Linked DNA regions of Mus musculus: all the other regions are linked to region 1. The links are chromatin loops, found by intact Hi-C in ENCODE. Cell type or tissue: left cerebral cortex. All regions are shown on one strand. Region 1 holds the start of Xkr6 (X-linked Kx blood group related 6). Region 2 overlaps Xkr6 (X-linked Kx blood group related 6). Region 3 overlaps Xkr6 (X-linked Kx blood group related 6). Region 4 overlaps Xkr6 (X-linked Kx blood group related 6).

What was found. Hi-C counts contacts between places; a loop is a spot of excess contacts. Peaks named below come from ENCODE experiments on the same cell type or tissue, not always from the same donor. Only the 100,000 strongest peaks of a DNase experiment are listed, where the experiment ranks them.
Region 2: a loop joins it to region 1, with 2.0 times the contacts of the local background. A loop is called at or near these places in 2 of 42 quality-filtered maps.
Region 3: it touches region 1 in a loop (4-fold over the local background); 4 of 42 quality-filtered maps call a loop at or near these places.
Region 4: it touches region 1 in a loop (2.5-fold over the local background); 4 of 42 quality-filtered maps call a loop at or near these places.

Annotation. Positions count from the first base shown.
Region 1 is chr14:63,603,864-63,611,863 of GRCm38, forward strand. It overlaps Xkr6 (X-linked Kx blood group related 6), which reads left to right and starts at 2,667. Exons shown (of 3, transcript NM_173393.2): 1 at 2,667-3,421. The coding sequence starts at 2,667. Gm15918 (predicted gene 15918) reads right to left here and starts at 3,856. Exons shown (of 2, transcript NR_167937.1): 1 at 3,096-3,856. In left cerebral cortex, a CTCF peak has its summit at 3,121; DNase peaks (open chromatin) are centred at 2,186, 2,518, 2,822, 3,095 and 3 more places; H3K4me3 peaks cover 3,205 bases; H3K27ac peaks cover 2,321 bases.
Region 2 is chr14:63,773,180-63,781,179 of GRCm38, forward strand. The region is part of intron 1 of Xkr6 (X-linked Kx blood group related 6); the gene reads left to right. Among named protein-coding and RNA genes, the nearest start is that of Gm36218, 36 kb to the left of the region's middle. In left cerebral cortex, no CTCF peak of the experiment used is centred here; DNase peaks (open chromatin) are centred at 391, 3,418, 4,505 and 6,625.
Region 3 is chr14:63,688,139-63,696,138 of GRCm38, forward strand. The region is part of intron 1 of Xkr6 (X-linked Kx blood group related 6); the gene reads left to right. Among named protein-coding and RNA genes, the nearest start is that of Mir598, 35 kb to the right of the region's middle. In left cerebral cortex, no CTCF peak of the experiment used is centred here; DNase peaks (open chromatin) are centred at 4,669, 4,948 and 7,209.
Region 4 is chr14:63,790,747-63,798,746 of GRCm38, forward strand. Xkr6 (X-linked Kx blood group related 6) reads left to right here. Exons shown (of 3, transcript NM_173393.2): 2 at 7,461-7,657. Among named protein-coding and RNA genes, the nearest start is that of Gm41175, 31 kb to the right of the region's middle. In left cerebral cortex, a CTCF peak has its summit at 4,636 (motif pointing left); a DNase peak (open chromatin) is centred at 4,620.

The DNA.
Region 1 (8,000 bases):
ACTTGCAAAGACTGAATCATGTATCTACCTGAAACTTCAATTTGACACTTTTTGACTCATTGTCTCTTTTGTCAGCCTTAGCGAGTGTGAGTGTAAATTACTTAGCTAATTTCACCTGTAGATGCTATTCTTTCAGAGCACAGAGAAATAAGGATCATAAATATGCCGTTACTGCCTGCTTTTGTATCTCATTTCGTAGTCCCAGATTTAAATAAAGAAAATATATTTAAAAGTACAAATTAATTGCACTTATTTCCTGGAAATATTTCAAAATGCTTTCTTATATTAGTGCCAATAAATTTACTTAATAGGGTTTAACTAGATATATATTGGGGTGATACCAATATAACAGTAACAGTAAGGGCAACAATAACACAGGCAGTTAGTTACCATTTGTTTACTGCCTATGAGGTATCATGTTGGAAGCTTTAAATAGATTATTACTGAGCACAGTTTCAAAGAAAGCATATATTCCATGATATGAAGACATCAACTGAGGTTTAAAGAGATTATCTGGTTTATGTTATTCACATACCACTTTAATGGAACAAGAATTCATGTCTGAGCAACTGTGTGCAACCCATGGTTTAAGATGTTATTTCACTGCTGTTCCTTTTTTCTTTTTGAAAAGATTTATTTTTATGTGCATTTATGTCTGCATGAGGATGCCAGGTCCCCTGAAACTTGGATTAGAGACAGTTGTGAGTTGCCATGTGGGTGTTGAGAAGGGAACCAAGGTCCTCTGGAGGAGCAGCCAGTGCTCTTAACCTGTGAGCCATTTCTCCAGCCCCCAAGGTGTTGTTTCAACTCCAGCAAAGAAACAGTCTTTCACCTATATGCAGAAATAATATTTTACCTGTTAGTGCTGTTTTATTACCATAGAAAGTAAAAGGATTAAACTATAGCAAAAAGTAAAAGATGCAGTTATATGATTTCTTTCACAAAGTAGATTTTAGAATCACTTTCTGTAATGTATGGGTAAAATTCTTTACATAGTTTTTCAGTTTTTATACATTTTATCTTGGCATGATATACTCATGAAAACTTGTGTTCTGCAATAGGGTATTCTCTTCTTTCCCAGTCACTCTAGAAACTGAAGTAGATCCTATAGGGTTAAATGTCATAAGTTGTCAAAGTAGTTTTTTTCTTCAGAACCTCAATGCTATAAACATATTACCTATTTGTCTTGTTAGCATTCCAAAAAAAACAAAACAAAAAACAAAACAAAAAAACCCATTATTGCCATTCTTAGATTACTGAAAAAAATTGGATAAAAACAATCTACAGAGGTTGATGAGAAAATTCCAGTGTTTTCTTTTTCACTTTTTCTTTAAAATACTTCTTTAAAATAACTCATCAATAACAACTAAGTAGTTTGCTGTCTTCCACTGAAAGAGCATTGTAATTCAAATCCATTCAGTGCTGCCTCATTTATACAATTTGTTAGTGAAGCTCAAATACTCTGCACCTATTTTAATGATATAGCACATTAATAACATTTTCACTCATTTAAAGCCATGTTTACTAACAGAGCCTTAGCACCCCCCAAAACACTGGCAAAGACAAGTTTCACACATTCAAATTGCCTGAACAAGTAATTGATACATACAGCTTAAAGCTTTTTTTTTTTTTTTTTTTTTTTTTTTCCCAAATGAAGGTCTTTAGAGAGTTTTAAAATCACGCTAAAACAAACAAAAAAAAGTAGGTAAAAACATGTTTGACTGTGCAGAAAACACTCAAGGTCACAAGATGCCCATTTAGTTCTTGCTACAACAGGAAAGAGGCAACCAGGCTGATTTCTAGCTAAATTTTGCCTAGAATTTTCTTGAGGGAAAGTTGGAAACTTTATTACAAAATATGGGAAAGTTATCAAGTGACAGGAAAATTAGGGGGTCAATAAAGATGAAAGATGTCTAAACAGAAGTGAGAATCAGTAAGTTTGTGGACTCTTATTGACTTATGTCATTATTTTTAGAGCCCCTCAAAATAAGAAACTAACACGGATGAAGGGGGGGTTATCCAGCCAGAGGTGAGACACAGCCATTTTGGTGGGGGGGAGGGGGGTGTCTAACTACACAATGAGGTCATCCTATCTCCCGGAAGTGACAAGTAATCACCTGCTTTTCACTAGCTCCTCCCCTTCCCTCAAAGGTCCCGCCCCTCTGCCCGCAGCCGGGAGGGTGTTAGGGGGCGTTTCTCCCAGAGCAAAGCTGAGAGCTGCGACGCAGAGGAAGGGGACCCCAAAACGTCTGGCACTGCCTCCTCCAGGGAACACTTTGGACCGTCTCACTCAACCCAGCGGGATTCTGAAACGCCGAGGGGTCAACCTGATGGGTTTCGGGGTCAACGGAAGAGGGGACGGGGAGCCCTGGCGGGGAGAACCCCCCGGCCCCCCGCCCAGCAGCTGAGGCACAGGAGGGCGGCCATCTTGGCCGGTAGGGTAGGGCCAGGAGGCTGCGGGCGCCGTGCGATTGGGGGGCTCGCCCGGAAGTGACGCCGCCCGCCCGGAAGCGGAGGGGGTTCCCTGGCCCACTCCCCCCGTTCGTCTGCTCCCCGCTTCCTCCCCGCCCCCCTTCCTCTCCATTCGTTCCCCCCCTCCCCGGTCCCTGCCTTCTCCCCCCACCCGTCCCTCCCCCCCAACCTCCGGAGCTGGGAAGAGAGTCAAGATGGCGGCGAAATCCGATGGCGGTGGCGTGGGGGTGGGCTTCGCCCAGCTGCACAACCTGGACGAGGCGGTGGGCAGCGGCGAGGAGGACGGGGAGCCCGGGGGAGGCGGCTGCGGCGGCGGCGACGGCAGCGAGCCCGGCGAGAGCAGCTCGCTGCACATCTGCCACTGCTGCAACACCTCCTCGTGCTACTGGGGCTGCCGCTCCGCCTGCCTGCGCTCGCTGCTGGGCAAGAAGCCGCGCCGCAGCGCCGCCGCCGCCGACGGGGGGGACCAGCCGCTGCAGCCGCCCGGGGCCGCCGGCCGCCACCCCCCGACGCCCTCGGCCGGCCGACCGCAGCCCGCGTCGCCGCAGGTGGAGCGGCCGTGGCTTGACTGCCTGTGGATCGTGCTCGCGCTGCTGGTGTTCTTCGGGGACGTGGGTACCGACCTGTGGCTGGCCCTCGACTACTACCGCAAGGGGGACTACGGCTGCTTCGGGCTGACCCTGTTCTTCGTGCTGGTGCCGTCGCTGCTGGTGCAGAGCCTGAGCTTCCGCTGGTTCGTGCAGGACTACACGGGCGGCGGGCTAGGCGCCGTGGAGGGGCTCAGCAGCCGGGGACCCCCAATGATGGGGGCCGGCTACGGCCACGGCGCGGCCCGCGGCGGCCCGGGTGCGGGGGGCTCGGCCACCCCGGGGGCGCAGCGTCTGTGCCGCCTCTCCGTGTGGATCTGGCAGTCGGTCATCCACCTGCTGCAGATGGGGCAGGTGTGGAGGTAAGAGCACTGCGGGCTGGGGGCGGGGGCTGCGGCCGCGCGCGGGCCCCTCGGACAGTCTGGGCTAGGTTGAGCCGGGGGTAGCCGTGCGCTGTCTTAGCATCTCGGGACGGTCTATAGGTTGCCTGGCCACGCCTTTTGGCCCGGGGGAGGCCCTAGGTCCTGCTGTTTGTCCATCTCCGTCCCTGGGTTGCACTTGGAGAAGACCCTGCCTCTACCCTCCCGCCTCTCCTCTGCAGACCTCCATCCTGGTTGCCCCCTTTCCCCCCCCCGCTGTGTCCCAAGGTAACTGGCGCTCGTTTGCATCCTGGAGGAGACCTGGCCTCCTTCAGCCGGTTGCACTTGGCCTTCCCCCCTACCCCCATCCTCCCCGAGGGACATTTCCTCCCCCCCCCCACTCCTGTTTTCTCTCTGCAGTGGCCGGTGTGGGGCCCTGTGGAAAAACCCTAGCTGCCTCTCCTTAAAGCACTCCTTCCTTTCACGCCCCTCCTCCTCCTGCAGCCCCAGCCCCTGCAAACACCGCTGCTCCACACCGCTGCCCTCCTTGAAGGAAAAAAAATGACTTTTTTTTTCTTTCCGGAATAGATGTGCCCTTTTCGCAGTGACAGGGAAAAAAAATGAGATGGTATCTAGTGGCAGCAAGCGTTTGCTGTTAACTCTCACCTCTGGAAAATCACTGAGCCACTTGAGCACCTATTTCTGTTTTTAACGGCCAGGCCTCTGTGTGGTTTGTGTTTACATCCAAGATGCAAGCTTGGCCTCAAGGCCCTTTCCCCTGCTTCTGTAAAGTCCTCGTGTGTCAGGTTGATCTCTCAAAACCACTCACCAAGGAACCTTGTCTGCCTCACTGTCTAAGCACATAGAGTACCTCACTGACTAGCTACCCCACCTTCTACCTCATTAACTGTCCACCTCGCTGACTGATTGCTTCACTGTTTACATCATAGCCTCTCCAACTGCCTTCCTTGTCTACCTTACCGCCTCACCGTCTTCCCCCACTTCCCGGCTACCTCACTGATTGCCTGTTTACACCAGACTCATATATATGCCTTCCTATGTGGTCTGCCTCACTGACTGTCTTACTGTCTTGCCCTCATTGACAGGCTACCTCACCAACTGGCTACTCCACTGACTGGGTACCTCACTGGCTGCTTCGCTGTTTTCCTTTCCCACTACCTGGTACCTCACTAGCTCACCAGCTGGCTTTCTTCTCTGTCTGACCACACTGACTGGTTGCTTTCCTGATTCCATCCTTAGCTCACTGCCTTCTCTGTTTATCTCCCTGTCTACCTCCTCGTTCACCTCGGCGATTACCTCCAGTGCTTACCTAACTGCCTGACTGCTGTTGTTTACGTCACTCTCTCACTGTCTGCTGACTGTCTCCGTGTCTTCCACTTATTATCTGTCTCTGTCTACTTACGGAATACCTCTCGATGACTGCTTCACTACACCCATTTCCCTCACTGTCTGCTCACTGCCTCGCTCCCTGCCACACTGATTACCGTTGCTGGTCTCACCGACTCTGTTTACCTCAGTGCTTCCTACCGCACTGTCTACTTGAAAGTCTGCTGATTGTCTCACTGTCTCCTGACTGCCTGACTACTTTCACTGTCTACTTACTTCACTGTCTGCCTCCCTTACTGACTACCATCAGTGTTTACCTCTCTGGCTACCCCAAGAAACCATTGAAACCTTAGTCACTGTGTGTCCTACGACTTAAACCTGCGCCAGTGTGTTCTGGATCCAGTGACTTTGCCAGTGACAGTATTTGCAAGGGGAACATTTTTTTTTTTTTTTGTAGTAGTAGAACCTACACAGGGCTGAATCCTTTCAGTACATTTCCTCTGAGGAGACTGCCCTAGACTATCTTCTATGCCAAGTAGATTTTAGGCCTCAGCATCTCGGCTAATAAAGCTGTGCTCTGGTTAGATGTAATAAAGTTTGTGTTTTGAATGTTTTCTTCATATCTCTATTCTGAATCTTCAGAACATCACAGAAAGCATGAGATTGAATTAAAACATTGTCCTACAGAGTTGACATGCAGAGTCAGGAAGAAGTGAGAGTGGGTCTTGCTTTTTCTGTTCTTCCCATGGTTGTTGACTAGTGTTCCTAGGTTCTTCCCAGTGACCATTACTCCAGCTGCACTTATCTGCAGAGAAGTTGTTTCCTGCTGATAAAAAAATTACAAACAGGAAGTTTAGTTAAAAGTATAGCTGAAGCCAAAAGAACATTTTCAAAATAAGTCTTAAAGTCTAAAATTTTAACCCTTTCCCTAAATAATCCCATGCTGAATCAAAGTGGGTTTGCTATTGAGAATACAGTTTTCAGTTGCTTGGAGGGGTTTGCTATTGAGAATACAGTTTTCAGTTGCTTGGAGGGGTTTGCTATTGAGAATACAGTTTTTCAGTTGCTTGGAGGGGTTTGCTATTGAGAATACAGTTTTCAGTTGGTTGGAGGGGTTTGCTCTTGAGAATACAGTTTTTCAGTTGGTTGGAGGCTGGTATGAGCCATGAGGAGACAAGGAAAAAGTACGAGAAGGATCATGAACTGTTAGTAGGGTTTTATGCAGCATGTATTTAATAACTAGGCATCTGTTTGAACAAGCTGAAGTTACTGTCTCCTTGTCTCATGCATGTGAATGTGGGCCGTGAGGAAGTTGATGTCACGTTAAATTTTCTGAGAGCATTAATTCTAATGTGTCCCATCCTGTTAGTTGGAAGTGAGCTCTTGAGACCAGTTGAAGGTAAAGTTCTGCTTCAGTCAGTTTTAGCGTCAGTATAATCCTCCCTCCCATTTAGCCAAACTGAATTGTGATGTGCAAAGTTAAGTCCACGTTTTGGGACAAACTAGGATGTATAGATTTAGCTTTTAGAATTTAAATGGGATGCTCTATTTGCCCCCCCCCCCCCAACCTTCATTTGACTTTCCAGAGTCTTCACTGCAAAGAAATTACCGAAGATGCCTGTGTCTTTACTATGTCTAACTTTCAGATTGGAATTTATCTTTATGTAACTCACAGAGTTACAGTATTAAACGACAGGCTAATTCAGCAAGGCTGTCTCATCTTTATTGCTGCATTTCAAGGGCAGTATTTACTGAGGAGGGATTTTCATTTTTTATTTTTGGACTGACTTTGCTTGAAATGCTCTGAGAACAAGGCCTGCTCATTAATACCTGCTAGGCATGTTGCTTGCTTTGAAAGCATTCACACGGAAGAGAAGCGCTTGCAAGAAAGGTTTTCAGTCTTTCCTTGCTTTCACCTCTTGGCAAACGGTTGCTTGTCAGCATACATTGACTCAGTCCTTTACTGCAGGTCTTTGAGGTTCTAGTTATTTCCTGTATCACATCTTTGACCTAAATTGTGCTGTTTCATGTGGTCACCCAGTATCCCGGCTAAGGTTAGGAAGTCCATCATTTGATTTGGGCCATGTTTCTAAGAAAAGACGTCAGTGAAGTTGTACATTGTCAAAACCAATTCCATTAAACATTGAATAGTTGCTTCTCTTCCCTTCTTCTGTTTTTCTTCCTGTTGTAAAATGTAAAATGCAAGGAGTCTGCTTGGAGAGAGTATGGTATCTATTTAAGAATATGTAGTTTCTCCTTGTGTTGTTTTCCCTGTCAGGATGACACATGTGACATCTCTGTCATGCCAAGCCCAGGTTGGAGCAAGGAACTGTGTCTCAGTTAGGGTGACAGTTGCTGTGATGACACTTGGGGAGGAAAGGCTTATATATGCTGATTGATGGATAGTCCATCGAGGGAAGCCAAGGTAGGGACCTGGGGACAGGAGCTAATGAAGAAAGAGGCTATGGAAGAGCGCTGCTTTCTTGCTTGCTTTCTTTTTTCCCCTTCTTTCTTTTTTGAGACAGGGTTTCTCTGTAACAGCTCTTAGCTGTCCTGGAACTCACTTTGTATGCTGGCCTTGAACTCTCAGAGATCTTCTTGCTTCTGCCTTCCAAGTACTGGGATTAAAGGTGTGAGCCATCATGCCCAGCCTCAGCCTCCTTTCTTATAGCATCCAGGACCACAGCACAGGCTTATACTATCCAGGGGTCCTCCCACATCACAAATTAAGAAAGCGCCCAGTAGGCTTGCTTGCCACCTTGATGGCCAGTCAAGGCGGTTTCTCATTTGAGGCTCCCTGCTCTCATATGACTAGGACTATAGTTTATGTCAAGTTGACATAAACATGGCCAGCCCAAGCTGTGTTTGCAGTGATTTGGTGTGGTGGACTTGCTCCTGGGGCACATCAGAGTGTGATCAGGTCTGTTTAGTGCAGGCTTTCCTGGCACTCATTGCTGAACATGTAGCTTCCGGTGTAGCTCTGTGTGTGCTGCTCTTCAGGTGCTTCTCCCCGGAGCTGATGGGTGTGTGAGTCAGTCCTAGGGACGAGGCACTCCAGACTACTTCAGCCCCCCAAGCTGGCGTTAGGAAATGAGACAGTTTTCTTGGAGGCTCTGGCACTCGGAACTGTGTGATTGAGTTTGCATGTCTGTTGGCTGTGCTGAAGCCTTTCCTCAGCATCTTGGTCTTTGCGTGGCTCCACCTTCAGAGAGTACCCAGTGGGGGATTCTCATAA
Region 2 (8,000 bases), 170 kb after region 1:
ATCATTTGGGAGCTCATTTCAACTGCAAAGATACTGGGTCTCACCCCAGACACACTGAATCAGACACTCTGGGAGTGGAGTCCTGCCATCTCTCCCGACACCTTAGTAACTCACATGTACCTGCAGTTTGAGAAGACCCTAGAAGTGCCCCCAGCCTGAGCTGGCGGTGACTTGGGAACCAACAGGAACTTGGAACCTGGGGATGGTGACCTTTGTGTGCTTCCTGGAGAACCTGGTATCCCAAGACCTTGTGAGGCAGACGCAGAAAGTTGGAAGTACTTTGCCCGGGCACAGATCAGATGCATCCCCAGCATCTTGTCGTGGTGACGGAGGAAACAGAACATCTGCTTAGGAGCTCTCGCCTTTGCATTCAGCACAGAGGAAGTTAACCGAGTAAAGCTGTCAGACAGCCGGCTGTTGTCCCAGTAACACCCTGCAGCTGTCAGAGAAGGAAACCCAAGCTTTCAGGCACTGGGCCCCATTCCCCAAGTCTCAAGTGGGCTGTTTGCCAGCTACCTTTACCTTCTGGAAAGAGGAGCACAGAACTGATTCCGTGGGGCTTTGCACGCCTGAACTCACTTTGTAGGATGACCACAGTCTGGTCCCTATTTGAGTTCCTGTTTGCTACAGATATGTGTGTGCCCAACACCGTGATGGGCATTCATGGCCACATTGAAACGGATGCCTCTGGGCTGTCCCCTAGGCTAGGCGATCTATGGCCTCTACAGCTCCGGCCTCTCCACAGGTGTAGACTTGACAGTATGCACAAGCTAGAGCCACATTTGATAGGCTAGCACCGTCATTAGAGCACAGGGATTCCCTGGATTTCTCAGGACTGAGAAAGAAGGCTTAAAATGGGTATTTTAGTTTCATTTCTGTTGCTGTAATGAAATACTCTGACAAAAATCAACTTAGGGAAGAAAGGACCATAATTCCAGGTATAGTCCATCCCTGTGGAAAAATCACAGCAGCAGGACCTTGAGACCGCTTGCTACATCAGTCCATAGTCAAGAGCGGAGAGAAATAAATGCATGCATGTGCAATTGTTTGTGCTCAGCTTGATTCTCTACTCTTACAGTTTGGAGCTTAGGGAATGGTGCCACCCATAGTGGGCTAATTCTTCCCACATCAGTTAACTTACTTAAGACAACCCCCCCCACACACACACACACAAAGATATGCTCACAGGTTAACTCAATGTAGAGGATTCCCGATTGAGATTTGACTCAAGTAATTCTAGGTTGTATCAACTCGACAGATAGACATTACAGCAAACATTTGTCCATAAGTTCCAGGGATCTGCCACTTGCTTGGCTTAGAGCTTCCTGGCTAGTGAATAGGTCCTCAGAGCCTTGACTATGCATCTTCCTGAGGGGACAGCCAAGAGCTCTGCAGTATCTTTCCTGGTTTCTCCAGCCTGTCAGTGGTTCTTTGCAATCCCTCCAAGAAATAGGGAAGGGAGCATGATCTGAAGAGCAGGCAAGACTCTGCCGGAGGTTGTGGATCCTAGGTTGTGGAAACTGAAGCAGACCACAGCCTGCCCCTCCTCAGATATGTATCACATGGGAGGAAAAGGGCTTCAGAGAATGAGACTGGCAGAAATTCTGGGTTTCCTTTCAGCATCTGGCAGTGGGTCTGTCTGTCTGTCTGTCTGGAGCAAGTACTCTCTGCTAAGGAGAGAGCTAGTGCAGAGGTCCTATGGCTGCTCAAATGACTGGAGCTAAGTGAAGGGATGGGTGCCCTAGAGAAAGTGAGGGAAGAAGGAGCGTGTTCAGCCTATTGTAAGGGGCTAGTGTGAGTTAAGGGACGCAGAAAAATGCTCAGATTCAAAGGATAGTCACCCATTGGGAATGCCAACAAGATCCAAAGTCGAGACTCTATATAGCTCCAAAAATAGAAGAACTGGAATCTCCATGTGAAAAACGGAGCCAGGAAGGAGAGATGGTGAAGCGGACCTGAGGTCTCCCTTCACTCTGAAAGATGGTTAGCATCAATAATGAACGAAACTGCACTGGTGTCTCCAGTGGGGGGCCTTTCCTCAGGGTCTCCATAGCAGCTACTAGTCCTACATGGTGACTCTGCCTCCTAGCTGGGGGGTGGGGGGTGAAGTGCAGCACAAAGCTGGTTATGGAACAACTTGAAGTATGTGACTTAATAACCCCTATTGTGTAATATTGTACTACAGGAAAAAAAAGCCCTTAAGCCTGCTTAGTGCCTGCGTTTTCTTCTTTTTAAAAAGGCAGAAAGTCAGTACCTCCATGTGCTCTAGCAGAGCTCCCTCCTCCCGACCCCTGCACCTCCCAAAGCTGTGATTAGGCCAAGGGTCTTGCATTGTGCTTCAGGGAACAGCATGGGGATATGATGGGCGTTCTGGGGGTTTGAGGTGCCAACACCCTCCCCCAAAGCAGGGATAGCTTTAATGCTGAAAATGCAGGGTACAATTAGGCAGGCATTTGTGCCCAGGGCATACAGAGCACCCCATTTTGCTGTCAGGGAAAGATGATTCTCAGAGGTGGTTAAAGGCCCTGACCTCACTACCTGGCCTTTCTTTTCCCTGTTGATAGCACCAAAAGAAGACAGGATTTCTGCTGCCCAGGAGAAAAGTGAAGAGGTTGTGGACAGACAACTGAATGTCTGTGTTTTCTTCTCCACTTCTGAGATGTGCTAGACTCCATTTAGACCCCTGTGCTATTTGACCAAGAGGAGACTGGTGGTTTTCTGGGCCTGCTGGAGTTGGTTCTATGTATAAGGGTCTGAAAGAGCAGTATTGAAAACTTTTAGCAGTAGTCTGTATTTGTGTTTGTGGTATGTATGCTTTGGTGTTCATGTGGGTATGTATATGTGTGCATGCTAGGGCACATGCGTGTGTGTGTGTGTGTGTGTGTGTGTGTGTGCTTGTATACATGTGAATGTGGAAGCCAGAAGTTGATGGCCACTGTCTTTCCCAGTTATCCATCACCTATCCCTTAGAGACAGGGTCTCTGACTAGACCTTGGGTTCAGCAGTTCTCCTAGGCTGTCTGGCCAATGGACTTGAGGGGTCCACTTGGCTCTGTCTCCTCCCAGTGTGGAGGTGATAGATAGAAGGCACAGGCCTTGGCTTTTATGTAGGTCCTGGGGATCTGAAATCCAGTCTTCATTCTTGTGTGGCAGGCACTTTAAGTACCTGAGCTACCCTCCTAATCCCCACAGCCTTGACTTCAGAGGTCTTTATCACCGAGTATTTGCTGGGCATTCCATTCCCATCCTAAGGCTGCATCCAACTCTGGCTCCCAAGATGGCTCTGGCTACTGCTTCCTCCACCAGTCACAGCTCGTGGGTCCGGTAGTCACACCCCAGCTCTGTGAAAAAGACAGCCAGTGTTCCAAAGTCTCTCCAGCCCGAAGTTCCCATAATGCCTCATTCAAGTTCCCACGACCCCATTCTTGGAATGTTGCCTGTCGCCAATTGCCTGACACATGGCCACCAGATTCCCAGCTGGTTGGCACACCAATGCCACAGTGATCTTCTTAATTGGTCAATTGGCTCTTGCTGCTTCCCTGTTGAAATCTTATTGGTAGCTTTCCCTTTGTGCTTAGAAAAAGCCCGACTTCTTAGGCTGGGTTCTGTGTGCTCATTCTGCCTTCCCTGAGACTTTAGGCAGTGGCATATGCTGTCCCTGCTCACCCATGGCCTGTACCTGTAGTTCTCATTCTAGCCCAGAACCAGCATCCCTCCTGAGGATTGAGTGGGTGAGGAGATAAGGGAGGGGAGAACAGCTGGATTTTGAGACAGCTGGTTTTGAGTGTTAGACAAGGTCCTCTGTGACCTTGAGCATACCGTTTGACACCCTGGAATCTTTGTCCCTTATCTGTAAATTGAGACTCACACCTCCCTTCTCGGGAATGTGCTCAGGATCAAATGAGACGATTATGCAAAGATGGCAGCCAGCCCAGCACCTAGTGGGAATTCCGCAGGTTTTCCTTTTCATCCTCTATGTTGATGAGCTTGTTCCTTGATTTTAGGGAAGGCCTGGTGCTTACTGTCCCTGTTCTCCACCCTCTCCTATCTGTGGGGACATCTGCATCTTTCCCTCACACACTAGGTAGTCCTCTTCCAAGGCTAAAGCTTAACAGGATGCCCACTGTCTATGGATAGACAGACTTGAGGGTTCTCTTGGAGAAAAATCTCTGCTCTGCCTCTCTGCCTCTCTGCCTCTCTGCCTCTCTGCCTCTCTGCCTCTCTGCCTCTCTGCCTCTCTGCCTCTCTGCCTCTCTGCCTCTGGCCCGTGGAGTGACTCAGGGGCCCTGTGTGGGAGGAACAAGCTGAAGAGAGTCAGGACAAGTCAGGCCTAGCATGGGGTGGTAAGCATGATCCTAAGTGTCAGATTCAAGGTGCTCATATTCAGGTGTGTACACAGGTACGGCCCTGAAGTAAGAGCCACCTTAAATACTGTACCCCGGACACCTCGTGTCTTACGAGTCCTGACCACAGAAACTTGTGTTTGGAACGCCCCTGACAGCCTCCTCTGCTTATTCTTGGATTCCTTCCAGATTATTCCTGCCATGGGAACTGTCTTAGTCATCATTCTGTTGCTGTGAAGAGACACCGTGACCACAGCAACTCTTATAAAGGAGAGCAGTATGGGCTTTCTTTCGTCCATTATCATCAGGGTGGGGAGCATGGCAGCATGCAGGCAAACATGGTGCTGGAGGAGTAGCTGAGAGCTCTACATCCGGATCCACAGGCAGCAGGAAGAAGGCTTTTAAAACCTCAAAACCCATGCCCAGTGACATACTTCCTCCAACAAGGCCACACCTACTTCCACAAAGCCACACCTCCCTCACACACACTACTGCTCAAGTAGTGTCACTCCCTGATGACTAAGCATTCCAAATATTTGAGCCTGGGGAGCAAGTGTGTGTGTGTGTGTGTGTGTGTGTGTGTGTGTGTGTGTGTGTGTGTGTGTGTGTCTTATTCAAATCATTACAGGAACCCAGGGGAAAGGGACCAAAGGAATGACCATCCTGCGTGTGGTTATTCCTGCCTCTCTGCAGATGCTGGGTATCACAGAATACTCACTCTGTCTCTCACACTCCGATGCTGGAGGCAATTAGGCTTCGATGTGGTCTAGAAGAGGGAGCCTCTGATAGCATCAGTGTCCTAGCAGAAGAGTGGAAGACAGAGAGCTTTCTCTGTCTCTGCATATGAGGACACAGCAAGAAAGCGCTCATCTACAAGCACAAGGTGGCCACCAGTGGGCAGGAAATAGCCAGCCAGAGGCTGGAAGTGATCGTCGGCTGGCAGAAAGTAGCATTCACCAGGAGCTAAATCTATCAGCACCTTTGATCTGGGCCTCTCCGGCCCTAGCTGTGAGAACCCAATATCTTATTGAAGCTTCTCCCATAGTGGTATTCAGTGGTGGCAGCTCATGATGGTTCAGGAGATGCCCTAGAATCTTCCTACCCCACCGACTTGGGTTGCAGAGGACAATGATCCCTTCTGTGCATGAACCTAGTAGCCCAGGATTTCCCTTTTGCTGAGTGGGCACAAGAGAGGCAGTGAGGGACCCCACATCCAGGAAACTGCATGAGCTGTCCTCGCTTCTATGAAATCTCCTGTCCAGGGATCCACAAAGCAGTCAGAGCCCATGGGAATCCATGAGCAGAGGTTACCCCTCGGGGTGTAGAGAAGCTTGAAGTGTGGTCTCAGCTCATCAGAGGAACTGGCTCTGCACTCAGATTAATGCTGAAATGTAGAGCTGACTTTGATAAGAGACTTTCGTCTGCTGAACTACAACCTTGCTGGATGCCAGGTTGTTGCTTCCTCTGGTGATCTGTTTTTAGCTGTGGATGTTCAGGCTTCAAGATGACCCTGTCCAGAGAAACTCAGCCCTGGTCTCCTGGGGGAGAGTGATTTCCTAGGAGGTTCGTCCTCCCATTTGATTAAACCAAAGATAACTCCACACAAACCACCCAGAAGGATGGTCCTAGTGCCTTAATTGCATTAGTACCTATGCCAGAATCTGATCTGAGTCCTGGGCTTCGGTCCTCTGTCCCCCAAGACTTCTCACAGATGGCTCAGACAGAACATTCCTTTTCTAGATAATTTGGCCTGGGCATGATCCAAATGGGGCTGCTATCTCATGAAGTAACCTGCAGAGCCTAACCCAGGCTATTTTGAGGTTTAAGGGTGAGGTAAGCAGCACCATAAGCTCTTTTAGATGCTCTAGCCTGCCTCAGATTAGAGGGTCAAAAAGAGCAAGAGACCTATCCGCAGCACACAGCACGCAGCTAGGCCAACACACATTTAAAATCACCATGAGTTTCTTCTCTTGGTTTTAATGTAGTAAATATATATCAAAGTTTAATCACTGTTTTTTTTTCCATGATGCCTGGTTCATGTTTTAAAAACTTTAATAACACAGGTGGCCAGTTTTAGCATTGACGTATTTGTCGGCTCGAGTTCTTGGGGTATAAGTGAATGACTAATCTGTGTCCCTGTCTTCTGGTCTGGCTTAACCTATGGGGAGAGGCCTATCCAGAACCCTGCCAGATGCCTCCCCCACTGTGACAATGGGTGGCCAAGAGCTTGGGAGCCAACCGTGCTGCTTGGAGACGGGGTAGGGTGTCGCATCTCACAGCAGGTGTTCTCTCCATCTGTCCTGCCAACCGTGCACCTTCCTTCCTGTTGGGAGCAAAGCCATCTGCATCCCGGAGCTGCACGTCTGTCTGTGGAGGCTATGAGAGGCTGGCAATTGGATCTCCCCAGCCACCCAGAGCCTTCCTCGGTGAGGAAGAGACACCAATGGACTGAGCTCAAGGTCCCCCAGACTCTGGGATGCAGGGAGGCTTCAGAGCGGCTTTGGGTCCTTCTGTCTCAAGGCATAGATACTTTTTGAGATGTTGACTTAGGGATTAATGTAAGGAGGCTGAAGGACTAGACAGACTGATGGAGTCCTGAGCAGACATTTTAAAGGGGTGACTTCCCTGTGAGCTGGATGACCCCAATAACAATGAGTGAAGTTGGGAAGGTAGTATCAGGGGACCAGGATACCTGGCAGGGGGTAGTATTGGACATTCCAAGAAGGCTGTCTGGTTGCTGCATAGGATCTCAGCATGCTCTTGACCCTAAACAGCTTTGCAGGTCCTCATTTGTGGAATGAAATAATTCCGCTCTCCTTTGTCACAATGCAGAGGAACCAACACCATGGGAGTGACCGTCAACTGTAGTCACCGGTGCCAGGGGTTGGGGGAAAGACATATGCTTTCCATCAGAGGATGATCTTTGTAGCTGGACGGGGTTGCTCCATCCTGTAGAGGAGAGGATGGTGTGGTTCAGGCCGCAGTGGCATGCATGCATCCTAAAGCCTTCTGTCTTAAACAGGTCTTTCTCCTGGTTGGTGGGATAATATGGTAAGCCACCATCATCTTCCTGTGAGTCAGTTTGGTCTGCGTTTCAGGAAGGACTAAGTATCTTAGGAGGCCTCAAGGTATCGGTGGGGTAACCACTCTTCCTAGACCAGGACCCCAGGTGTCACTCTGCCCTTGTTACAGTGGACAAAGGGGAAACCTCTCTGTATCCCGACTTCTTATTATAAAATAGAGTCACGTTCAGCACACAGACATCTCTCTGGGCGTCTCCTGGGAGAAGCAGAGCCATACAGCCTCCCAGCTTAGCTGTTGGCCATTCCAAGACTGTAGGCGCCTGCTTACTTCATGACTTGGTTTACCTATAAAATAAGACCATGATGTCACATTCCTCATAGGTAACAGGAAGTGAGTCCATTCTCATGACACACGTAGACTCATCAGAGTCTTTATTCCATAAGTGGCAGGAGAGCTTGAAGAGGCAGGGAGAAGCCTGGCGCACTCCTAGAACCCAGCACTTGGGAGACTGACGCAGGAAGATGGTGGGTTCAAAGCCAGTCGGGCTATATAGTGAGACTGTCTCCCCCCCTCCCCCCAAAAATATATAAAAGCAGGAGACAATCTTGAGAAAGAATAATGAAGTTAAAGAATT
Region 3 (8,000 bases), 84 kb after region 1:
TTTCCTACCAGCATGGTCCTGATGCACCCAGGACTCAGCTGTGGTCTCAGCTACCCATTCCCCACCCCAGTCTTCTAGCCCCATCTTCTCTGCACAGTCATTGTATATAGCGCTCCTGGGTCTTCCATTTCTCCCTGGGAACACTGAAGGCTCTCAGAATGTAAGTAAAGTAACTGAACAAATGGGGCCCTAGACACCGAATCCTGCATGAGACAAAGAAACAACCTGAGGGCCTAAGTAGTCTCCGTTCTGGGAGGCGATCTTGCAGCTGGCGTCTATATCACAGAGCTTGTGGAGAACAGCCTGCTTCTCGAGAAAACAAATTTTCAGTAATTTTCTTCAACTGAGGGATTACACGCACTTCCTATTCATAGCCTTCTCCTCCGAGCCTCCCAGACTGCCCTGTGAACTGGGCTATGATAATGCCTGTCCTGTAGGGTATGGTGTGTATATACTGTTACTATCTCAACTCTGCTGTCCCTGGTTGCAGTTGAGGAAACAAAAAGCTACAGAAGCATTGGCAGTAATGTACACTAGGTCACACAGCTGGAAGGTCACACAGCAAGAAGGCATAAAAGATGGCTATCCTATCTTCTGTTTTCTACAGAGCAATCTCTCCCCCACATGTTTCAAAAGGAGTGAATGGCATGCAGGAGGTGAAGGGGACTGAGAAGAAATCAGAACACTCAGCCGGTGGCTCTGTTAATACCTATTGCTGCCCTACTCTCTATAGCCTGCTCACGTGACTACTCCCTTCGTATGTCTGGAAAAGTCTGCACAATATGGATGGACTTGGGGTATTGCAACCAGCTTTTGTTACGAGTAATGGACAGTGAGACGTGGTGACGGCTAACACCCGTAATTCAGCCTCCTCAGGAGCCCAGGTTTCCTAGGTAGATGGTCCACTGGGACAGGTGTACAGTGCTGGGCTGGGCTCCCTCATTGTGGTTCTTGAGGTAGGGAATAGGAAGAAAGGCCTGTGGTGACTGACGCCATGAGACATTAAACTAGTTTTGATTATGACAAGAGTGTTGGGGACTAGAAGCAGAAGAAAGATTCGTTTTCTTTTAGCACTCTGGTCCCCCGTCTTGATATCCATGTTAAAATCTTAAGCCACCAGGGAGGTGATGCCACGATCTTCTGTCAGTGCCCAGTTCATTTACCCAGCCATTCAATACCTTTCCTGGATCTGAGTGGAATTTTTCCATGACAATTTTTTTTCTTTTCTTCATAATATTCATCCAAGGAATCTGTTCAGCTTCTGTGCTCTCTATGAGTGCTCTGTAAGGAAGGTAGTTAAAACTTGTTTTCTTCACTTGGAAATTAGCATATCCCCATGTCCAGTCTTATAGTGTGTGTGTGTGTGGTCACACGACTGAAAGGTCACACAGCAGGAAGGTGGCAGACTTGGGGGGTTGAATCTCACTGACCAGTCTGTCCCTTCTTCATTCACGACCCTCCTATGTCACAGGCTGTGCTTCACCTTGCACTAAATTCCCCCTTCCTATTGTCCCCAAGGGAGGTCTGGAAAACCCTTCCCCTTTGCCGTGGCACCATCATTTTTGTTTTAAATATAGAAGGCAAGGAGTTCGGTCTACTCTCCATTCATCTAAGAAGTTCCAAAGTGCTGAGCGCTGTGCTAAGGTGTAACATACTGACTGACCTAATGTGCAGTTTGGAAGTTGGTTCTAGCAATAGTCTGTCTCATTCATGAGATGCTAAGACTGCATGGAGGAGACAGACTGACAGTCATTTAGGTTGGTTTGGCTACAAATACGGAAAATACAGTCCCTAGTCAGCTCGATAAGGGAAGTGGATAATATCACCTAACAGGAAGTTATCACAGTGACATCAGAATTGGTTAATTTGGTAGCTCAAAGTTGACATCAGAGACAAAGGCTCCTTCCACATCTTTTTTGCTCTGCCACCCCTAGAATTCCATGCAGGCTCCCTTAGTGTCTTCTTGAGATGTAGCCACGATGAGATGGTGTCGGGAGAGGAGGAAGCATGCACAGGCCTCTCTTTGGGCAGTGGGCATCTACCATGTCTGCCTGTCTAGACTCCATCCTATTTCAAGTTTAGCACAATCTCGTGGGAAGAGAAATGGGGTCTCTGGGATTGGTGGTAGCAAATTAGAGTTTGCCTACTTGGTCAGTCCCCCTTTTAAGCGAGGAAGCAGGGGAGGAGTGACTATGGGTTGTGGACTTGTGTGAGCACCCAAAGTGCCCTTCACTGAGACAGTTATCAGTGCCTCTCTCAGGGTAGATTTGATAGGTTCAGGGCTGAAGAGTGTTCATAACACTAAGGCATTACAGGCATGAGGACGACAAGCCATGCAGGGGGACTTCTAGGGAATGTACCACATCAGAGGTGTGTGGGTGGCAGATCAACTTTCATGAAACTGGCAGTGCAGCCATTCCCTGGAGTTCCTCCAAAATAGGACACAACTGATCCCTGTAGGGCAGCACTGGCCAGGTGACCTGCAGGGCCTCTCTTCTGCTGCAGCTGCTTCTGGAGTTCATTCTCCTCAGAGGATGCTAGCAGCAGACACAGCACTGCCTCCATCAGTAGCAGAGCAAGGGACCATGCTTACTTTTTATTTGAAGTTTCTCCTTTCACTAGAGGGCCAGCAGAGTCTAGCAAAGAGATACAATCAGCAGGATACCAGAGACCTGAATTGGGAGTGACTTTGTAGCTGAGGCAAGTCACTTAACCTAAACACACCCCTTTCTAGTGTATAGGACTCAACTTATCGGTGTTGAAAGTTTTCTGTTCTCTCTGACATTTTAGACTAGCTGGTCCAGGGTTGCCCTCATGCGGGCTGGGCAGTCTGTAATATTATCCCATTGGGGGGACCTTGCCATGGCTCAGTAATCGATGACAAGGGACAGTTTCAATGAGCCTCTCACACTTAAAGCCCACGGGCTACTATTAATAGATAACACAGCTATCACTGTTTGAAAACCTACTATGTGCTAGGTACTTCTGTAGCCAGGGCTTCAGAATTAACTGTGTTCCCCTACGGTGAGGTTTTCCTTTCTTAAATAATTAAGTTACATTTAAGGGACAACCTATAAGCCACTGAGACAATATATTCACAAAGTTGAGGATCAGTGCTATGTGATATGAATTCTCGTTTTAAAAAAAAAATCTTTTCTAAGCACACATTGGCTTTCAATCCTAGTCTTCACGTGAGTGCATCGGGGTGCCTGTCAAAGCTGTGAGATACCTTCAGAGAATCCAGACCACCTCCTGAAGAGAAGACATACTCTTCTACTGGATGTTCAAATCCTAGGTGGTGACTTTAGTGTCTCTCTGACTCCAATGTGGCTTCCTAGAACTTCCTCACAGGCAGGAGGACTCTGCAGGCTTTAATATGCGATGAATATCTGCATGCCAACCAGTCTTCAAGGAGTGTGATGCAGCAACGTGTGGACGTCACTCTGGCAAGTGCCAGGCTGTGGCAGGTGTTCTACACCTGTCCACAGAACAGCAGGGAGACCTCTGACAGAGGTTGGGGAAGAGTTGGGTGAGCATACTCCAAGAGGCTGTCCTTTGGAAGCTATGGCTGTGAGCCAAAGTGTGCCAGGGGAGGAGACTGGCGATCCAGAGACCAGTGCTGTCCCCTGTTCTACACTGACAGTCCACAGGCAAGACCTTCAAGGCCTGAGCTATAGGGCCTTCCACACACCAGCCTGTGACATGGCCAATCAAGGTCGGACAGAAGGGAGGCATTACTAGTACCTCCAACCTCTGACAAGCATTTTATTTTTCCTTGAGTCTCAGGGCAGTGGTTACCCACTGCAGCAACCCCATTACCTACCACCACTCACTCACCTCTCTCCTGTCCTTTACCAACATTATTTACCTCTGAAGGTGTTTTGTAATCCTGTCTGTGAAATACGGAAAACTAGCTCTCCTAGAGTTATCAGGTTGGCATGAGGGCTAATTAGTGTCCCCTCTGAGACCCCTGCCTATCTCTCACCTTTGCTCCTTACAAGTGACTGCACAGCCCTCCCTGTAGAGGGTTCTGTGTGCCTTTCAGCAAGCGCACCTGCTGAAGAGAGATTGAATGTGGCCTGTCACCAGAGACAAGAGTCATGGTCCCTGTCCTTAGTAGCTCTCAATGGAGCTTAGGGGATGAAGCAAGTGCTGGCACCAATTGAGTTTTGTGAAGACTGGCCTGGGACAAAAGGAAGGAGAGTTGGAAGGGGACAGAAAAGAGGATGGTGAAGTTATTAATGGGCCAGAGAAGGCCAGGAAATGGCCATCCAGGCGGAATGAGGAGCTGGAAGTGAGAAACAGAGCAGGCTCCTACTGGGGCAGAGCAGTGCATCCTTTGAGACCGGGAAGGTTGACTGTACCCCACAGAGAGGTTCCATTATACTGAAACTCCCCCTCTCTAGACCAAATCCAGTCTTAGGAGCTGCTACAGATGTGTGAAGGACTCAAGGACCACCCCCAGCCCCCGTCCCCCCCCTCCGAATGTGCAGAACTTCTCCTTTTCCTTCAGGCTGGCAGTGCGCCCAGCACCCACAGAGAGGAGAAGCTTCTTCGAGCCTCAGAAAAAGCAAGAATGTTGCTAGCAAGCACCTCTTCCTAGCAGGGAGTAAAATAGATCCCACACACTAATGCTGGAAGCTAGTGAAGCCTGAGAGCTGACTTCAGACTTGGACTGAATGAGGCACAGGCAGGCTGGTGGGTGGAGCTCTAAATATACACCTTAATCTCATCATTAGGATGGGGAAGATGTTTCATTAGCGTTAGGTGCTATGTAAATACGAAGCACTTTCTGAATAAATATTTGCCTGCCTTTCTCCCCTTCCAGAATTAGGGTATGCTCTATGGAAAACAGCGCAATTCGTAGACACAGGAGAGTTGTATTTTGAGAGCGTTATTTTAAAATGGCAGTGTAAAATATAGCTGAATTCTGGGATCCTGCCTGAAAATAAGCCACTGGCTTCTGTGCACAGGAAAGCTGCGAGTGGCCGAGATTGCCCATGGTGCATCTGTTCTCACTACCGAGAGGCTGTCCACACGTGGTGCTCAGACCAGATCTCAACTCCGTGGGTTTGGAAAATATTGACGGTCGAAAATAAAGTGTAGCAATGAGCACAGATTGTGGGTGGACAAGAAAGGAGTCAGATCTGGAAACTCTCTGGAGGTTGCCAGGTAGTGTGTGTTTGTGTGCTTGGAGAGGCGTGCCGAGGCCATGTAAGGCAGAGGCCACTAGAAACCCCACACGCGCCGTTCTCTCTGGGCTTCTCCACTTGGCTTTCATTTTTCTTTTCTCTTCCCCTCTTCCCTTCCCCACTCTGTAATTTCTTTCATTCCTCGCCCCCTTCCCCTATTTTTTTTTATTTCCCCCTGTTCTCCCTCTCTGTTTCTCTTTCTCTTATATATTCCAGGCTGGCCTCAAACTCACCTTGTAGCCAAGAATGAACTTGGATTTCTAAGTCTCCCACCTCCGTGCCCTGAGTTCTGGGATTATAGGTGTACACTGCTATGCACACTGTGGGTATTGAACCCAGGTCTTCCTGCATGTTAAGCAGGCACTGTACCAAATTGAGCTACATCTCCAGCTCCATTGGCTTTTATCAAATATTATTTATTATAAAAATAACACAATAGGATAGGATTTTTAAAAAGAAATGTAATTTCCAGCCATTAAGAACTTTAGTTAGTAATTTCTGCATTCCTTTATAAATAATTTAAAATTTGTTATTGTAACTACAATGGGCATAAACTTCTGTGTTCAGATCACTTTCTTACATGGTTGTGTGGTTTTCATAATCACTGTGTTTCTTTGCTTATTTGGTTGATTAATTCATTGATCTCTGTAGCCCAAGCTGACCTAGAACTCACTGTTTCCCAGGTTGGCCATGAACTCTCTCAGCAATCCTCCTGTCTCACTTTTCTGGGTGTTGAGCCCCTCCCCTGGCTCCTGATCACTTCTGTGACAGCTTGCCAGAGCCCTCATCGCTGCAGAGTATGTGTGTCTTCCTGAACCTCGGGTCACCCAAACAGTGTTTGTTTTACAACAGTGCTGAGATGGACATCTTCAACTCTGTCTTTTTCTCATTGAGCAGCTCCATTGTCCTCTCAGAATCACTCCCAGCACCCAAAAGGAAATACGACCCTGGCTGAGTTTTGCAGTCCAGTCATGGGGTTTGGTAGGGAAACTTGTGACCTGGGCCAAGGACAGGATAGCCCAATGGGGAGTGTAAATTCCACAGGGACATGCACACAGTGGAGAAGCCATGCCTTCTCAGGCTGTCCAGGCTCTACAATCCTGGAACCTTCATGTGAGGGGGAGGGGTATCATTTAGCAGAGTCGTTTACCGGAGACTAAGAGTCAGAGGGGGATGCTTGCAAGTGGCGAGCTAGCTCCTCTCAGGATCTCTCAGGATCTCCCAGCAATGTGCTCAGCCATTGTCCACTGCAGCACCAAATGACTGTGAACACCCAAGTGTACCACTTGCAGCTCCACAACTCCCCAAAGGTGCAGGAGCGATCGGGCATTCCTTTCTTGCCCTTGGTATCCAGCACACTGCTCTGCCAGTTGATCTCCCTGTCAGAGATCAGAAATCCAAGTTCACTCTTGACTACAAAAGCGAGTCTGAGGCCAGCCTGGGCCTTTAAGAGAAATAGAGAAAGAAAGCCAATGTCAGCTGTCAGAACACAAGATAGAGGAGAGGTACACAGGATATAGGAAAGAGTCTGGGCTGAAGGCAGCCCCACCACTGACTTGTCTGAACTTGCTGGCATGGGAGTTTCTTGAAAGGGTACAGCCCCCGGGGAGGAAGTGAGGTTGATATATTTAATTTCTCCATTAAAGTTACTCAAATGCCCACATTTTGATGTGTGATCAAATCATTTCTGAAAGATGCTGGGCCAAATCTATTCCTGATGAACTGCTGTACAGATAATGGAAATCATTTCAATAAAAGTCTTATTCATGCTAAGACCTTAATCAAGAGATAACCTATTCGACACTGGATCACAGAGGATGTGTAATTCCGCCCTGGCGGGAATAGATTTATCCCATTTGACTGATTAATGTGTGAGGAAGTGGGGGTCAGGTCAAAGTTAAAGTCAATCTTTCGGATTTCTCCAGTACCGTTGTTTTCAGTGGGAGCCGCTTTCTCTGTGTGCCTTCCATGCTTCACTTCAACACACTTTCCCCAATGCGTGGGCTGCTTTTCATCAAAACTGCCAGCTTTAAGTTGGATAACCCAGAAAGCTAGGGGCTGCCTCTCTGAGCCCTCTCGATGAGCAGAAAGCTGTTGATGCAGGAAGGTCGTGGTTCTGCCTTTACTTAGAGTATTAGCTACTTCTCGCTGCTGTGACTTCATACTTGACATACATAATTCGGGAGAGGGGGTGTTGGTCCACGCCTCGAGTTATCAGTCCCTTGTGAAGGGGAAGGCATAGCAGCCGAGGGCAGATCTGTTCCTGGCCTCTGTCCATGGCAGCGCCACTTGGTGGGAGCATCGGCAGGCTCGTTCACGTTTTGTTTTTCTTTTTTCTTTTCTTTCTTTTCTTTTTTTTAAAGACCAGGAAGCAGAAAGAACAGGACCAGATGTAAGGCTAGGCTGTACCTCTCCATTTTCTCATTCAGAGTATCCCAGCCCTGCCAGGCAGGTCCCACAACCTCCCAAGCAGCTGAGGACCAGAAGTTCTGATCTAACCACAGCACCCAGAGCTTTGCATTGGAGTGCTTAGTCCCAGATGGTCACAGGCTGCCAAGCTTCTTCACGATCATTTGTCCTTGACATGCCTGGGACCTGTGCTGTTTATCATTACCTATGTTATTCTGTGGTCCCCTGGTTCCTTCTGTGTAAAATGAGCGTGCCTGTAGCTTCTACTCTCCTTTCCAAACCGATTGCTCGTCAAACAGGGAGACAGTGCCTCGAGAAGTCTGTGGGGTGGAGAGCTCAGTGGGACCTGGTGGTCCCAGGTCAATGTTCTTCCTGAGGTCATCTCTTTCTAATCAGACC
Region 4 (8,000 bases), 190 kb after region 1:
TCAGGGTCTTCCATAATCTCCACTCAGCCTCTGTTCAGCAAATTTCCAGTGGCTCCCTGGGGATGTATGGCCCCTGATTGACCCACGGTCTCTAGAAACAACAACAGTAACTACAGGGATGGAACCTAGAGACAGACATTCATTGCACTGATGACAGAGAAGGGAGGTAGACCTGGGGCACCCGAACTCTCTTGTTTCCCCTCCCTCTCTTCCCTTCCTTTTTCTACATTAACTTTCCCGTTCCTGCTCTGCCTGCCTGCCTGCCTGCCTGCATTCCTTCCTTCCTTCCTTCCTTCCTTCCTTCCTTCCTTCCTTCCTTCCTTCCTTCCTTCCTTCCTTCCTGCCTGCCTGCCTGCCTGCCTGCCTGCCTGCCTGCCTGCCTGCCTGCCTGCCTTCCTTCCTTCCTTCCTTCCTTCCTTCCTTCCTTCCTTCCTTCCTTCCTTCCTTCCTTCCTTCCTTCCTTCCTTCCTCCCCCTTCCTTCCCTTTCCCTTTCCACTCCACTTTGACTTTGTGACAGTTTGGATTACAAAATGCTTTCACTTTACAGTTGTGTTGTGTGAAATCACTCCACACATGTCACCGTATTTAGAATTTTGAGTTCTGATCTCTTCCTGGGCTGGCAAAGTGCAGTTCCACCCACTCTCTATGCTGGGCAGTGGGCAGTGAGCTACAGTGCACAGTCAGCCACAGCCACCAGAGAAACAACCTAAGTTCTGTAATGCATTACACTGCCAGGCTGTGAGCTCCAGTATCTGGTGCATTTTGGTTTATGATACTTTCGGAGACAAGGAGATGGACTTGCATTGTTAAGTGTTGAGCATCTCTACAATGGCATAGGGATCTGCCATGCACTGAGACCCTGGTCCCTGCCAGGACAGACCCTCCTTTAGCAAGATGCACATGGAAGCACACACTTCCTTGAGGCCTCTAGCTGCAAGTTAAACTCACTAGGACTCACAAACACGTTCCGGGTCTTCCTTGGTTGCATCTAGTTGGGAATCCCTTGCTTGGCCCTTTGAAGTCCTGCAAAAAGCCAAGGTCAGGCAATAGTGGGCCAACTCTATGACCTGTAGGTAGGGTGGAGCCCCAATCCCAGGCACTGAAGAGATGGCATCCTAAGAGCTTCTTGGTCTCCAGAGATAGGAGATGGTCAAGCACTGGGTCCTAGAGACAGACAGTTCCTAGAGGAAGAACTTTGAGACCCTGGGTACTTTGAGGAGGCTGAAGACCAAGCTGGGGTCCCAGCCTCTCTGTGAATGAGCCAGATGGGTTCCTAGAGGTGGGCTTCCAAGCAAAGCAGTTACTAGGTGAATGTGCAGGCTAGTCATCATTAGCTAAGACCACTCAGTTTGCACCACTGTCCACACAGATAGCAAGATGGTCTCCCCTCCAGAGCTAGTTTGGTTCAAAAGGGCAAGCCTTCTAGGATGAGACTGTTGTCGGGCCAGTTCCTCTTGATGGCCTAATAGTCCATAGCAATTTATTCCAGGTAGGGGGCCCCAGAGGTGCGAAAGTATCCCACAGTAATCTTGCTCTAAGCCATGTGGAGTCATCTTCCAGGCCAGTCTCTAGGGTTAGGTTCAAACATTTTGTTCAAGAGCGAGTGGAGCTGTATGGGGTGTTGGTGGTAAGCCTCACTTGCACCTTCCGAATGTTTTCTTGCCTGCGGGGCCCTCTGCTGTCCTTGGACGTGGAGTTATGAGTTCCCAAGCTCTGACCTGTGCTGTAGGCAGGGGGCTGTGGACTTGTCCCTGGCAGGGCTGGAAGCACTGCCTCCTTTCTCTGCTGCTTCACTCTCCCTCTCAACCCTACTGTAGAGCTCTCCTGAACTCTACTGCATTCCTGCATGGTTCTCTCTTCTCCTGTCCTGTCTGTCTCTCCCGTAGGTCGAGTCCGTCCCTTTCCTCTCTCCCGAGAGTTGGGCAGATTCCTATTCTGTCAAATCTTTCTCTGACTCGTCACTATTTCTGCCACTCAATTAGACGTCATTTTCCTTTGACAAACTAACTTCACCTTCTTTGGGGTGAAAGGTGTGTACTAAGGGTGTGTCTGTATTCCAACCAGAGGGATTAAAGGTGTGTGCCAAGGGCTGAACCGCACCTTAACTAGAAACATGTTCAAATATCCTGTAACATAAACAAACACACAGACAATGTTGCTAGGATCTTTCTTAGAATTATGTTAAATCTAGTGTGGAGACATGGCATGATATAAGAGTACTAAGCGCTCTTGAAAAAGCCTACACTAAATCTGAAGCTGAGCCACCTGCAACTGCCTATTCCAAGGGGATCTGATGCCCTCCTGGCCTCCATAGTACCCTGCTCTCCTGCTCTCATGTGCGCACACACACACACACACACACACACACACACACACACACACACACGTACATGCACACAATTAAAAATAATAAATCTTGAGAAAAAGAATTACATTAAGCCTTCAGATCAATGTGGGTGGAGGCAGTTACCATCTAAGTCATACACATGACTGTGGTATGGGTATGTCTTTGGTTTCTCTGAACATCTTTTACCTTCATTATACAAATCTTGCACACCTTATTAGATTTATATCTAATCATTTCATTTTGGAGTATATAAATGGAATTTCTATTTTGAATTTTCAGCTATCCATAAGTTAGCTACAGAAACAGTATTGATTTCTGTCTGTTCACCTTGTTCTTAAGGTGTTTCCACGTCCGTCCTACACGTGGGCCTGTGCCAGCTGTTAGATCTTCAGCCTAAGCCTCTGCCAGCTAGAGATGGGTGTACTCCCTCTGCGATCTGTTTGTATCTTCTGTTTACAGTTCACCGTCTTGCGCTGGTGACCCGGCTGCTCCTCCCATCATGAGGTGGGATGAGGGTGAGAGTGGACACCATTGGCTTTGCCCCTGGTCTTCCGACAGAAACATTCAGCCTTTACCATTATGCGTGGTGTTATGGTGTGGGTTTATTAGTGTCCGGCATCTTCATAAGATTCTGGAAGTTTTGCTCCAGGTTTTGCTTGCTGTGTGTTTTTATTATGAATAGTTGTTGGATTCTGTCAAAGACATTTTCTGCCTGGGTTAATGTGCTGCGTGAGTTTTGCTAATGACAGAGTTTGCATTCATTGAATTTGAAAAATGGAACCAGCCTTCCATGTTATGATAAACTCCATCTGGCTCTGGCTTTGGTGTACCATATATATATGGATGTATATGTATATATAATATATGTATATCTCTATATATATAATATATATGGTATGTATATTATATGGCTAGATAAGATAATATATTATTGGATTTGACTTGTATACTAGTCTCATCTGTATTGCTATGATTATGCACTTTAACCAAAAGCAACTTCGGGGAGGAATAAGTTTATTGGCTTACACTTCCAGGTCACAGTCCATTACTGAGGGAAGTGAAGATAGGAACTTAGGCAGAAACTTGAAGCAGAAGTCATGGAGGAATGCTGCTAGCGGCTCCTGGATAGCTGGTCTTCTTATACAGCCCGGCACCACCCGCCTAGGGAATACTTCCACCTATAGTGGCCTACACTAATAAACAATCAAGACAATTCCCATAGCCATGGGAGCTAAAGTCAGGGGGAGGTGCACACCTAGTCAGCAGCCACCTACCTGGTGCACTCCCTTGTTTTCATAGAGACTTTACAATCCAGGCTTTCATGGCCCTTTGTGTGTGTGTGGGGGGGGGCAAGATGGTGTGCATTCATTACTTAGCTTCTCCTGGGGCCCTACTCTAGAACAGGCATCTTATAGATAGGAAACCAGGCCTCAGAGGATAGGCAGATTGTAACGATCAGAACAATGTGGACTGTGCTCGAGAGAAAGAGACAAATGGTCTGCCTGAGAGCTGTGCAGGTCTGGACCCAAAGCCAGACTGCCCGGGTGTGGCGTGGTATTCCACTCAGTTATTTATGCAGCTGGGTAAACTGAGGAGCACGCCTTTGCCTCAGAGCTCCAGTTGGCAATCTGTGAGGTGAGGGGTTGCTGCAGACCCCTTGTTGCGAGGATTAAGTGACTTCATGCTCTCCACTCACTAACTCAAAACGATTGCTCAGAACCTTTCCGCACACTCAAATGCAGGTTACCATGTGTAAAGTGTGTGCCATACTTTGAACACCGTGAAGCCACACTTGAGAAAACAATGACATAAAGTACTGGCACGAGTTCAAACCTTCTCTTGTGTGTAAACCTAGGGTAGGGGAGGATAACGATAGGGGTTGGGGTGAGGGTGGAGCCTAGGGAAGAGATCCGCTTAGCGGCCACGCAGCCCTTCCGTGTTCAGGCAACTGCAATCTCCTGGCTCTTACACTGATTGTTGTGAGATCTGGTACTCCTAGAGGAGACACAGGGTGACAGGAGGTGACATAAGAAGAGGAGATAGTAAATCCAGGAACAGCCCGGTGGGCGTCTTCTCTCCTGGGCTGCCTTCCTGGTCCAGCTTTCTCAGTAGGGGAGAACTCGGCACTCACCATGCCTTCAGTTGGAACCCCGGTACAAATTGACCAACATGCACTGCAGCTAGCAGGTGGCCCCTGCATCCAGCACTGCCGCATAGGAGGGAGCAGGCCCTAAGGTATGAGATCACCGGTGTGGCGCCTCCTTTTTGCGACGCTTAGGGTTTGGCGCCACCTTGTGGTCACGGGAGGAAGACACCTGCACAGGAGATAGGCAGTCCAAAAAGCTGAAGGGGGATCTATCTCTGATCCCAAGGCTTGGAACGCCTCAAGGACTCAGGGGAAAGATGTGGCGTCCTGTCACCGGCTCATTCCCTAAACCTCCTGGGACTGATAGGGAGGTAAAATCTATGCAGCTCAGTGAAGAATGTGGCATCCCATCTGCTCTGGGCGATGGCCTGATCCATGCTTCCAAGAGCCATCAGGGCCCTGCACACTAGAGAAAGTGTCTGGCCCCGTACTGAGAGGGCCACTTTACAAGGCAGGTTCAGAACACTGTCGTATAGATTTAGGGGCCCCTACACACACACACACACACACACACACACACACACACACACACACTTTCCCAGAATGATGGAGACAAATCAGTTTAGACTCTTGTCTTGGCCTCCTGGTCTATCAAGTGAGCTAGGCTATGTCTGTATCCAGAACTAGTTTATTACAAGCCAGCAAACAAACATCCCTCTGTTACTAACTGGAGACCAAGACTAAAAGATGGAAGAGAGAGTAGCCACAGTACTCAGGAAACGGAGCATGAGAAGTTCAAGCTTATTTTGTCTACGTAGCAAGTTCAAGACCAGCCTGAGATATATGAGACCCTGTTTCAAAAATTTAGAGCTGGGGAAGGGAGGACCACATTTGCCCAGTGAGTGTTTGGAAGTCCCAAGCTCCACTCTCTTTGCTCTCATCCCAGGGCAGAGGCCGTGGGGTGCTGACTACCAGAAGGTGTGACATCCAAGCCTAGGCGTCTTGACCCAGGGGACAGGTTCTGGCTTTCCTCCCGCCTCCCTGGACAGAGGGGGTTTCTTTCTGCACCTTGGTACAGAAGGAGTGAAGCGGATGCTGGCATTGTTACCCGCGATGGCCAGACTGTCTCTGGTACTCGCGGATACAGCACGTGGGCCACTCCTGAGAGCCGAGAGGCAGAACTGTGTTCTGAGCATAGTTGAGCGAGGGGGGGGGGGGGCGTCACGGGCCTCTCTGTTGTGGGCCACTGCATCTGAGTCGGGCTGAGTTTGAGCCAGGGAATACTGCTGGTTGATGAGATACGCAGCTACCACTGCTCCGCCAGACATGCAGCTGCTCTGTTTCCTGAAGCATCACTCAGAGTTGGCTGCTTCATCCCCTCCCACCACTAGGAAGACAGTGGCTCCTCCCAGGGTCCTCCCCTGCCGTTAAGGTGTTGTGAGTATGTGGTCCTGCCTGGAGTCCTCAGCCCCAGAGAACAGGCCTTCCCAGCCTGCTTCTTCCACAGGCACTGACCCCTGCAGGGAGATATATCAGGGTGCCGTCAGCTGGTCTCCACGCACACAGGGCTCCTGTGCTCCAAGGGGAGGCAAGGAAGACAGATGAGGAAGAGGGTCTGGGAGAACAGGACTGCTGTTGAGATACTGGAGATGAGGTGAGGCCCTGACACCCGAGGAGGGCTGGGGAGATTATTCTGAGCACTGGGAAACTGGCTTCAGAGGGGAGAAGCTGCCTGTACCTTAGAACCTTCCAAGAACACTGGCTGTCTTGTGAGGAAGAGTTCTCATGGGGCAGGAGTGGGCAGCGTGCGCCAGTGAGGAGGGGCCGATGTCAATGCTGTGGAGAGGGTCGAGAGGATTGTCCAGCAGACTCGAGTGAGCAGTGCCTGAGGGCCACTGAGCCTTGTGAGGGTTGTCAGCCCTGTGCCCTGTCTGTACAGTTCCAGCTCAGGAATATGTGTCACTGTGTGCATGGGTCCATTCTTGATCCTGACCTACAGAGTTGTGCTTCTGACCCTTGTGTTTGGACAGGACCCTACCCAAACAAGTCTGCCTATATCCTGGCCCCTTCCTACATCCTGGATCCCACCCATAGCTGGACTATTGCTTACATCACTTGGAGACACAGCTCCGCATATTTCTGGTGGCAGTGAGGCTCACACAGGAAGAGAGCCTTCTACACATGTGTGCTCAGTACCCACTGTGTGAGGCCCCCTCACTGCAGAGGAGGGCCTGGTACACTGAGCCAACATCCACATCACACAGTTCTCAGTGCCGACCTGCTAACCTAGGCTCCCCAACTAGACCTGCTTCCTTGGGCTCTTGTGGCTCCCCACAGAGTCTGGATGTCTTCTTGAGAGAGAGGGATCAGTAGATTTGTGACTGCCCTGGCACATAGCCTCCCTGATAGTCTCTAGGTCTCCTTGATGTCTATCAGGTATATCTCGGCCTTGTTGGCCAGTGACCTGGAGCCAGTGCTCGACTCTCCTCTTCATTTGGCCATCTGAGCCTATGCAGGAGAGAGAGGTAGCCTTTCAGAGGCCCAACTGGTCCCTACAGGAGCATGCTACGCCCTCCCCAGGTGGGTATGGCCAGCCAATGAGTGGCACTTCAGAGCATCACAAGCCAGTCTCTTTCCTCTCTAGAGTAACTGAAGTGCCAACTCTACTGGACTGTCTCCTACCTCCACCCTAATCCTGTACCCCAGCTCATCTGAAATGCTTATTTGATGGGCCTGGAGCCTCATTTGAGCAATGCTTTCATTTCCTCTATGTATAAGTGGAAGCCAGGATGGGAAGAACTGGTTTGGGGTCCCTCATTGGGCCAGCTCCCTCCAAGGGCTGGAACTTCATGCCTCACCACATTATCCTTTTGAGCCCAAATCCCATCCAAGACCCTGGGGGCTTCTGAAGGAAGTTGGGGGAATGCCAATACAGGAAGTTTGGGCGTTAGGGGGCTGGTTGTGGTCCTTCTATACCCGCCCCAAGCCCTACTCACACATGTGTTCTGTCCCGTGTCTCCCCACAGGTATATCCGCACCATGTACCTGGGGATTCAGAGCCAGCGGCAGAAGGAACACCAGCGGCGCTTCTACTGGGCTATGATGTACGAATATGCAGATGTCAACATGCTGCGCCTCCTGGAGACCTTTCTGGAGAGCGCCCCCCAACTGGTGCTACAGCTCTGCATAATGATCCAGAAGAACAGTGCAGAGACGCTGCCCTGTGAGTGCCTTCCTGCCACTGCCCCTGCGAGGCCGCCCCCCCACCCCCACCCCCACCCCCGCCACAGCGGCCTCATCGCCCCACCCCCGCCCCGCCCAGCGGCCTCATTTGCCGACATGGCCTAGGGGTCCTGGCTCTAAGTTCAGATGTCCAGACCCAGCCCTCTTGGCATCCCTGCTCCTGGGCCACTATGTTCATAAGAGCAGGGTTTCCATGTGTCCCTGGGCAGCAGAGCCAGTCTGCCTCTAGCAGATCCAGCCTGCCCTTAGTGGTTCAGGGTCCTGGTCCACCTAATCCAGTGTGAGACCCCCTTGGCTTGCCCAGGGCCCTGGTGTTTCTACAT